Linked DNA regions of Homo sapiens: region 2 is linked to region 1. Evidence: chromatin loops called from intact Hi-C (ENCODE). Cell type or tissue: GM12878. All regions are shown on one strand.

Region 1 (5,000 bases):
GCAATCAGTAGCCATCACCTTTCCCTGACATGACATGAATATGCTTCCATTTGGTAGTGTGGTTGATTGAAAGCTGGGGCACTCACTTATAATTTATTCATAGCTACTTTTATTTATAGCTGTGTTATTTGTTGTGCCAACTCGCACATGCTTAAGTTAACATAATCAAAATACATCATTCGGACCTATAGCCCAGTGATTCTACTCTTAGCATGCACCCAAGAGAAAGAGTCCATGCTATACAAAAGGATATACAAGAGTGTTCATAGTAGCACAGAAGCCAGACACAAAAGGGTATATATGGCATGATTCCATTCATACGATGACAAAAACAGGAAAAACTAACTGATGAAAATAGAGGTCAGAATGGTAGTTGCCTGCGGAGTTATTGACTGAAAGAGGAAAATAAGGAACCTTCTGGAATACTAGTAGGATTCCAAATCTTGATCTGGGTGCTATTTATACAGGTGTAGAAGGACCGTACACTCCTAAGTGCATTTTAGGCATTTTATGCATGTTACGTCTCAATAGAAAGAGTAAAGAATAAAATAAAAAAATCCTTCCAGGCATTGCAAAGGAGAAATCCTGGACCGAGAAAACAGTTGACATTTCTGGTCCCTCTCTTATACCTGGGCTTGGTGTACCACGTAAGCAACTCCCATGAAGACATGGCACCAGGCTCGCCGGGGCCTGTTTCCAACCTCCTAGAAGGAAGCTGGGCTGGGGAGGGTACCCAGGCAGGCAGGGAATCCCACTGCTGAGAGTCAACCAGCCCTTCCTTTGACCTTGGACAATGGAGAATGGAAGAAGTGCCCGGGCTTGAAGGGCAGAGCAGGACAGGGTAGGAGATACTTTCTATACTCTTAGCCATGCCAGTTGTCACAGTCCAACAGTTGGTGACACCACCCCCAGTTCCCACGCTGCAGGAAGGTGAGTCCTGCTCAAAAGGCAGCATTTGCCAACAGCTGACAGGAAGGAACTGCTCAGGATCCAGCCAGTGCTGCAAGGTGCCACTCAGCCCTGAGGGCAGAGCTGCTGACAGACACGGAGACCTGTCTGAGGGCTTCCGAGTTGGGCAACTGTGGGAGGGGACAGGAAGTGCAGGGGGATGTGGAGTTAACACAAAGGACAAAGTGACCACAACAGGACGCTTCCAGCACGTGATATTGCTACAAAGAATCATGGCTCATCTTTCATGTTCTGCTCTCTTCAGAATCTTGGTGTATTTCATTTTTTTCTTGCCCCAACCTGACCACATAACACCATTTTCTACTTGAAATAGCTTTCCGGGGGAATTTTTTTTAGCAATCAATCATACTAAAATTTTCTATCTACACTTTCCACATCTCTCTCACTTCCTCTAAAAATATGAAGTGATTTCCAATGGAGGAACACATTTCTGACTGTAGAAATAAACTTAAGGTTTTTCTCAAATATTCCCATTGCCCTGCACCCTACACAGACCACAACCAAGTAGTCTAACTCCACGCTCTTAACCAACAAACATTCCGCTTCTCCCAGGATCTAGGCAATGGCCAGCACTTGGTGACTGAGCAACGAATGGTTGGAAATAAGCAGTTTTCAATGTCGTGCATTGCTTGGACATTTTTCTAAAATATCTAGGATATAATTCCAAAGTAATGTAGCAAGTTGTTCATGCCAGTAATTCCATGGGAAGTTTAAAGGGTCACCTTAGTTGTGAGGTCTCACATAAATAAGACTACAGGACTTTTAACCTTTTCTCTGACTCTTTGAAGCTCACTCTGAGAAGCCTCAGATCTCCACTTCCTCCTGACTCAAATGCCAACAAGCCCCCCACATCATGCAGGTGCTCCAGGAATCTCTGCCAGTTAGTCCCTGGTGGTAAACTTGGGCTCACTCCACTGCAGATAGAAATCCCTTCTGGAGAAGGAAAACAAAGATTCAGAATTTTCTTATTCATGATGGAACAACCATGCTTAGAGGTTAATAAACATAAAAGGATGAGAAAATTGAGAAGGAGATAAAGGCGTATGGCTATTTCTCAAAGCCCAAAGCTGTTCAATTAGCTACTCAACCACAATTGCCCAAGGACGAACAAACTGCCACAGTCTGAAGCTCTGGCTCATAATATGAAGTAGATTTTCCTCATCATCTCCATTATCTAAGGAAAATCCAATCATTTTATAATTAGATCAAGTTGAGGGTAGGGCAACCTACCCATGAGAAACCACCTATTCCATTTTCTTGGGAACCCCCTGGTGCATTCTTATGCTGCTAAAAGATGTTCATTACTGTAAAAGAAGACATTTTACAGCTCAAAAGGCAATGTTCCCCAGAGCACAGGCACCACAGTAATTTGACAGAGGTCTCACGCTGTCACAATTAGCATGACTGAGTGATTTTCCAATTTGCAGAATGCCTTGGGAAGAGAAAAAAAAAACCACCCCCAAGAACACCACTCAGAAATAATCACAAGGAGCCCTCTTCCCATCCCTGCCTCCCTTTTAGGTCTCAGCTCTCTAGAGCCTGGTCTCACACTCCCGGTGCCATCCCTCTGGGGATGTTACAGGCTCAGGAAAAGGGCCCCTTCTTCTGCCCTCTAGTGGTTGACAAAGATCAGCATAGAAGCCCCCCTTGGGTACAGCCCCAAGGGTTATGGGGTAGCTTACATCAAGTCACACAAGCCTCCTTTAGGCAAACATCCATTGCTGTATCCCAGTGTCTGGCATGGTGCCTGGGGCACAGCATGGTCTCAACATATATTTATTGAATTAAATTTAAATATCAACTATTTGATGCTTGCACAGGAACATCAGAGGAATGTAACAAACCATCGGTGCTTTCAAGGTGCTTAAAAACTATTACAAAAACCGCAATAGCTTTTGCACCAACCTAATATCTGGTGAGATGGGGGTAAACATGAGCATCTATCATTTTCCCAAGCCACATCATCCTGGTGGTACAATACAGGGCTGTGGACCTGGGTGATAAAACAGTCACTGACTTCCTTCACCAGCAAATTACTGAAATGTACCTCTATTTTTCCCCTTCTGCTTTCCAAAAGTAGCCGTATCCAGCCTTTTGTGGGGGCAACAGCTGCCTCCCCTCTCCCACCACTCACGATGCAGCCCCAGGTCACTAGGTGTCCAGACCCCAGCCTCGGCTGTGCTGAAGCCCCTGTCTTCGTGGCTTGGTCACTTCAGGAGGGCAAGGTCCACAGCCCTAGATTTTCCCATCTGGGGCATCTCCCCTTCCCTGTCCCACATCTCATGGCCAGATCACAGTCCCAGGCTGCCTGGGGATTCGGAGCCTTAAAAAGCCCCTAATCAAAGGGCCACTTCTCTCACTTGACTGCATATTTTGGTCCAGTCCAATTCCCGCTTGCTCTCTAAAGATATGATAGGCAGCCCCCCTTTTTTTAGACTGGAAAACAAATCGGCATCACTCTTAAAATCTACCTCTGCCAACCCCTGCCAGGGCCTTGGGTCTAAGCTTGAACACTTCAAAATCCCTTCAGCAGGAAAATGTCCACCCATGGCTAAAAATTAAATATTACTAAATGGCTTTTATTTAAAATCCTACATGCAATTGTTTCAGGGATCAGCTCAAAGAAAGATGCCTCCTCTATAGTTTTCTTTTCATCTTCTTCTGATCCTAAGAAAGCAGCCACGTCCTCAGCAACTTGTCCTCATATGCTGTTTTCAAAGGGGAAGAGTCAGGCAGAACCTTTATGCTCACAGAGTTATCTCTTATTAGGGCAGAAGAGTCTTCCCCAGGGTCCTCCAGAAGGCTTCCCTTTACATCCCTGCGTCCAGGATGGTTTATATGCGCCCCCCCAGGCCCTGCCAGTAGCATAAAGGCTGAGCCCATCTCCCTCAAGGGTAGAGGATCTCCCCCCAGATTAATTGAATTAGGATTCCTTTAGCAAGGAATATGGAGGAATATGTTTGCATAGGTAAACAACTGTGTCTGCAACCATCACCTGAAAGTACCTGCAATAAAGGGCACTGATGATCTCATAAAATAGAAAGTTCAGAGGTGGGCAGCTTCAGGGCCCATTAGTTCACTAACTAAACTGATGTGGTTTCTCTGTGATTCTCTCAGCTTTGCTCTCTTGGTCACTAGATTTCTGACATTGCATTCTCATATATGCTGTCCAAACACAGATACAGTATGTTCCTCCACTGTGTTACTCTTTTAATATAGAAGAAAACCCTTTCCATGAGCCCTTAACTGACTTCCCCTCTAGTTTTTTTGGTCAAGATTGGTCACGTGCTCATGTCTTAGCTGAAAGCATGTCTGGGAAAGCTAGAATCCAGTCTGTTTCAGAGTAGGAGGTATCCTTCGGCTAGCAAGGAAGAAAGTCAAGGATGGCTGTTGAACAGGAATATAACAATTATTAATCTACTATAAGTATTATAAATATTCAGATAAACAGCTCTCCATGAGGCTGTGCCAGCTGGAAAGAGGTTCATGAACAAGCCAGTTTGCAGTCGTGTACCCCTTGGATAGGACACAAAACCAGTCCTCTTGGTACATTATTAAACTCAGTGGGTGATGCACAAAGATGGCTCAGTTCAAGCCACCAGTCTTTATTCCTGAGGAACACCAGTTCTTTGCCTTTGATCTTCATCTTGGCCTGTTTTTCTTGCTGAAAGAGGCAAGCCCATCTCTTAGCTATAAGCCAGGATGCCTATGATAGTAAATCACTAAACAATTCCCCTTAAAATGGATTTAGGAAGCACATATTCAAACTGAGTATGCATGGCCGAGCTTGGGAGTGAGATGAATAGACACAAGCAGTGGGTGGTTTTCACCCTAGCCCTGAAAGCTTTATTAAGAATCATTGCTCACAAGCGCCTGCCAGGTCATTAAGACTAATTGCATCATCCTGAGAATAATGAACCGCATCTTCACAGATTGATGTGGTGGGTTTTACAGGTAGAAAGCTACAGCTTTATCCATATAACACCTCTATTTTTGTAATGCTCAACTTCCTCTTTGAGGCTCAGAACTTG
Region 2 (5,000 bases), 110 kb before region 1:
AGAAATGGGGAAAGGATTCCCTATTTAATAAATGGTGCTGGGAAAACTGGCTAGCCATATGTAGAAAGCTGAAACTGGATCCCTTCCTTACACCTTGTACAAAAATTAATTCAAGATGGATTAAAGACTTACATGTTACACCTAAAACCATCAAAACCCTAGAAGAAAACCTAGGCAATACCATTCAGGACATAGGCATGGACAAGGACTTCATGACTAAAACACCAAAAGCATTGGCAACCAAAGCCAAAATAGACAAATGGGATCTAATTAAACTAAAGAGCTTCTGCACAGCAAAAGAAACTACCATCAGAGTGAACAGGCAACCTACAGAATGGGAGAAAATTTTTACAATCTACTCATCCGACAAAGGGCTAATATCCAGAATCTACAAAGAACTTAAACAAATTTACAAGAAAAAAGCAAACAACCCCATCAAAAAGTGGGCAAAGGATATGATCAGACACTTCTCAAAAGAAGACATTTATGCAGACAACGGACACATGAAAAAATGCTCATCATCACTGGTCATCAGAGGAATGCAAATCAAAACCACAATGAGATACCATCTCACACCAGTTAGAATGGCGATCATTAAAAAGTCAGGAAACAACAGGTGCTGGAGAGGATGTGGAGAAATAGGAACACTTTTACACTGTTGGTGGGAGTGTAAACTAGTTCAACCATTGTGGAAGACAGTGTGGCAATTCCTCAAGGATATAGAACTAGAAATACCATTTCACCCAGCCATCCCATTACAGGGTATATACCCAAAGGATTATAAAACATGCTGCTATAAAGACACATGCACACATATGTTTATTGCGGCACTATTCACAATAGCAAAGACTTGGAACCAACCCAAATGTCCATCAATGATAGACTGGATTAAGAAAATGTGGCACATATACACCATGAAATACTATGCAGCCATAAAAAAGGATGAGTTCGTGTCCTTTGTAGGAACATGGATGGAGCTGGAAACCATCACTCTGAGCAAACTATCACAAGGACAGAAAACCAAACACTGCATGTTCTCACTCATAGGTGGGAACTGAACAATGAGAACACTTGGACACAGGGTGGGGATCATCACACACCGGGGCCTGTAGTGGGGTTGGGACAGCAGGGAGGGACAGCATTAGGAGATATACCTAATGTAAATGATGAGTTAATGGGTGTAGCACACCAACATGGCACATGTATACATATGTAACAAACCTGCACATTGTGCGCCAGTACCCTAGAACTTAAAGTATAATAAAAAAAATAATAAAGAACAACAAAGTCAGGGAATTGACAGTTTCCGACTTTAAAGCAATATAAGCCTTGGCAAAGAATTTGCAAAAGAATAGACAAGTAGCTCAGTGGAATGGAATAAAGGGGCCTGGAATAGACCCACATAAATATAGTCAATTGATCTTTGACAAAAAAGCAAGAGCAATTCAATGGAGAAAGGATAGTCTTTCCAACAAATAGTGCTGGAATAACTGCATCTACTTTTAAATAAATAAATCTAGACAGACCTTACACAAAGATTAACTTACACTTTTCACAAAGATTAACTCGAACTTGATCATTACCTAAATGTAACAAACTATAAAACTCCTAGAAGATAACATAGGAGAAAATCTTGGTGACCTTGGGTATGATATATATTTTATAAATCTTGAAAATTAGCATGATTAAACATTATGTTGCTTAGGGATCATTCATATATGATTATAGTTTTGAAAGAAGTAAAAAGTAACCACAAGATGGGGATGCTTGTTACTGGGAGGGTGAAGTCAGAATGAAGTGAGGGGTGAGATAGAAATGGAACTAAACATTAGCAGCATCCTTGTTAAGTGGTAGGTTTATTGGTGTGATGTATGGCTTTTTAGATACAACATCAAAAGCACAATCTGAAAGAAGAGATTGATAAGTGGGATTTCACTAAAATTAAAAACTTCTGCTCTGCAAAAGACATTGCCAAGAGAATGAGAAGACAAGCCACAGACCGAAAGGATATATCAGATAAAAGACTGTTACCCAAAATATATCAACAACCCTTAAAACTCAACAATGAAGATTACTTGAGCTCAGGAGTTTGAGACCAGCCTGGGAAAAATGGCAAAACCCCAACTCTACAAAAAATACAAAAATTAGCCAGGCATGCTGGTGCATGTCTGTAGTCCCAGGTACTCAGGAGGCTGAGGTGTGGGAGTATCACCAGAGCCCTGGAGGTTGAGGCCGCAGACAGCCATGATTGCGCCACTGTGCACCAGCCCAGGTGACAGAGCAAGACCTTGTCTATCCCTGACAACAACAACAAAAAAACAATAAAAAGACAAACCACCCAATTTTAAAATGAGCAATAAACCTGAACAGACACATACAAAGAACATATTTAGAAATGAAAAATATGCATACGAAAATATGTTCAATGTCATTTGTCATTAAGGAATTGCAAATTTAAACAACAATGCAATAGCACTACATTCATAACAGAATGGCCAAAATCCAGAACACTGGCAACATCAAATGGTGACAAGGTTGTGGAGCAACAGAAACTCTCATTCATTGTTGGCAGGAATGCAAAATGGTATAGCCACTTTTAAAGACAGTTTAGCAGTTTCTTAGAAAATTAAACATACTCTTATGATATGATCCAGCAATTGCACTTCTTAGTATTTATTCAAATGAATTGAAGACATGTCCCCACAAAACCTGCACATTTTTTAGCAACTTTATTTATAGTTGTCAAAACTTGAAAGCAACCAACATGTCCTTCAGTAATGCTGAATGGATAAACTGTGGTAAATCCAGACAATGAAATATTATTCAGCACTAAAAAGAAATGAGCGAGGAAGCCATGAAATGACATGGAAGAACCTTAAATACATGTTACTATGTGAAATAAGCCAATTTGATAAGGCAATATTCTTTTTTTTGGTATGATATATATTCTATAAATCTTGCAAATTAGCATGATTAAACATGTTGCTTAGGGATACATTCATATATGATTATAGTTTTGAAAGAAGTAAAAAGTAACCACAAGATGGGGATGTTTGTTACTGGTAGGGTGAAGTCAGAGTGAGGTGAGGGGTGAGATAGAAATGGAACTAAATATTAGCAGCATCCTTGTTAAGTGGTAGCTTACTGGTGCTCTTTTTTAACATTTTTTTATTTCAATAGGTTTTGAGGGAACAGGTGTTGTTTGGTTACATGAATAAGTTCTTTAGTGGTGATTTCTGAGATTTTGTTGCACCCATCACCCGAGCAGTGTACACTGTACGCAATGTATAGTCTTTTATCCCTCATCCCGCTCCCTCTCTTTCCCCTGAGTCCCCAAAGTCCATTGTATCATTCTTATGCCTTTGAATCTTCATAGCTTAGCTCCCACTTATAAGTGAGAACGTAAGATGTTTAGTTTTCCATTCCTGAGTTACTTCACTTAGAAGAATGGTCTCCAATTCCATCCAGATTCCTGCGAATGCCATTATTTTGTTCCTTTTTATGACTGGGTAGTATTCCATGGTGTGTGTGTGTGTATATATATATATATATATATGTCACATTTTCTTTATGCACTCGTTGATTGGTGGGCATTTGGGCTGGTTCCATATTTTTGCAATTGTGAATTGTGTTGCTATAAACCTGTGTGTGCAAGTGTCTTTTTCATATGACTTCTTTTCCTCTGGATACATACCCAGTAGTGGGACTGCTGGATCAAATGGTAGCTCTACTTTTAGTTCTTTAAGAAATCTCCACACTGTTTTCCACAGTGGTTGTACTAGTCTACATTCCCACCAGCAGTGTAAAAGTGTTCCCTTTTCACTACATCCATGCCAACATTTATTATTTTTTATTTTTTAATTATGGCCATTCGTGCGGGAGTAAGGTGGTATCACATTGTGGTTTTGATTTGCATTTCCATGATCATTAGTGGTGTTGAGCATTTTGAAAAAGCTATATTCTGTGATTCCAATTGTGGGGTGGGGGAGAGAGAAATGAATAGGTGGAACACAGAGGATTTTTAGGGCAGATAAACTATTTTGTTTGATATTATAATAGTGAAATATTTATCATTTTATACTTGTCAAAACCCATAAAACCAGTAACACCAAGAGTGAAACCTCATATATGCTGTGGACTTTGGGTGATAATAATGTGCCAATGTAGATCCCTTGAAGGTAATAAATGTACTACTCTGGTGTAACATTTGGGTGGGGGAGGCTATGTGTGATTGGGGATATGTGGGAATTCCACATACCTTCTGCCCAATTTTGCTGTGAACATGTAACTGCGTTCACAGTTTATATATACTTTATATATAAAAGTATAAAGTATTTTTTTAATTTACTTGGTAATGAAAGAGATAAAAATAGTGAAAATAAACTTTAAAAAAGAATAAAGTTAGAGAATTCACACTTCCAGTTTCAAAACTTACTACAAAGCTCCAGGAATCAATACTGTGTGGTATGGATGTAACAGTAGACACATAGATCAATGCAATATAATTGAAAGTCCAGAAATAAATTGATACTTTTATGATGAATTAATTTTTGACAGGGGTGCTAAAAAAATTTAATGGGGGAAAATATAGCTTTTGCAGCAAATGGTATCGGAACAACTATGTATCTACCTGAAAAAAGAATGAATTTGGAGTCAAATCTCAGAATATACAAGAATTAAGTCAAAATGAATCAAAGACCTAAATGTAAGAGTGAAAATGATAAAACTCTTAGAAGAAATCATAGTCATAAGTCTTTGTGACCATGTATTAGCCAATGGTTTTTTTAGATATGATACCAAAAACACAAGCAATAAAATATTGATTAATTGGACTTCATAAAAATCAAAAGTAACTATGCTTCAAAGGACACTATTAATAAAGTAAAATACACCCTACATAATGGGAAAAAAATATGCAAATCATATAGCTGATAAGAGACTAATGTTTATAATATATAAGGAACTTGTAATTCTACACTAAAAAGACAAATAACCCAACT

Evidence for each region. Hi-C counts contacts between places; a loop is a spot of excess contacts. Peaks named below come from ENCODE experiments on the same cell type or tissue, not always from the same donor. Only the 100,000 strongest peaks of a DNase experiment are listed, where the experiment ranks them.
Region 2: a loop joins it to region 1, with 2.1 times the contacts of the local background. A loop is called at or near these places in 1 of 110 quality-filtered maps.

The regions. Positions count from the first base shown.
Region 1 is chr20:19,071,343-19,076,342 of GRCh38, reverse strand. No RefSeq gene overlaps it. Among named protein-coding and RNA genes, the nearest start is that of SLC24A3, 140 kb to the left of the region's middle. In GM12878, a CTCF peak has its summit at 2,605 (motif pointing left); DNase peaks (open chromatin) are centred at 1,112, 2,301, 4,086 and 4,852; H3K27ac peaks cover 2,693 bases.
Region 2 is chr20:19,183,342-19,188,341 of GRCh38, reverse strand. No RefSeq gene overlaps it. Among named protein-coding and RNA genes, the nearest start is that of SLC24A3, 27 kb to the left of the region's middle. In GM12878, a CTCF peak has its summit at 3,081; no DNase peak of the experiment used is centred here.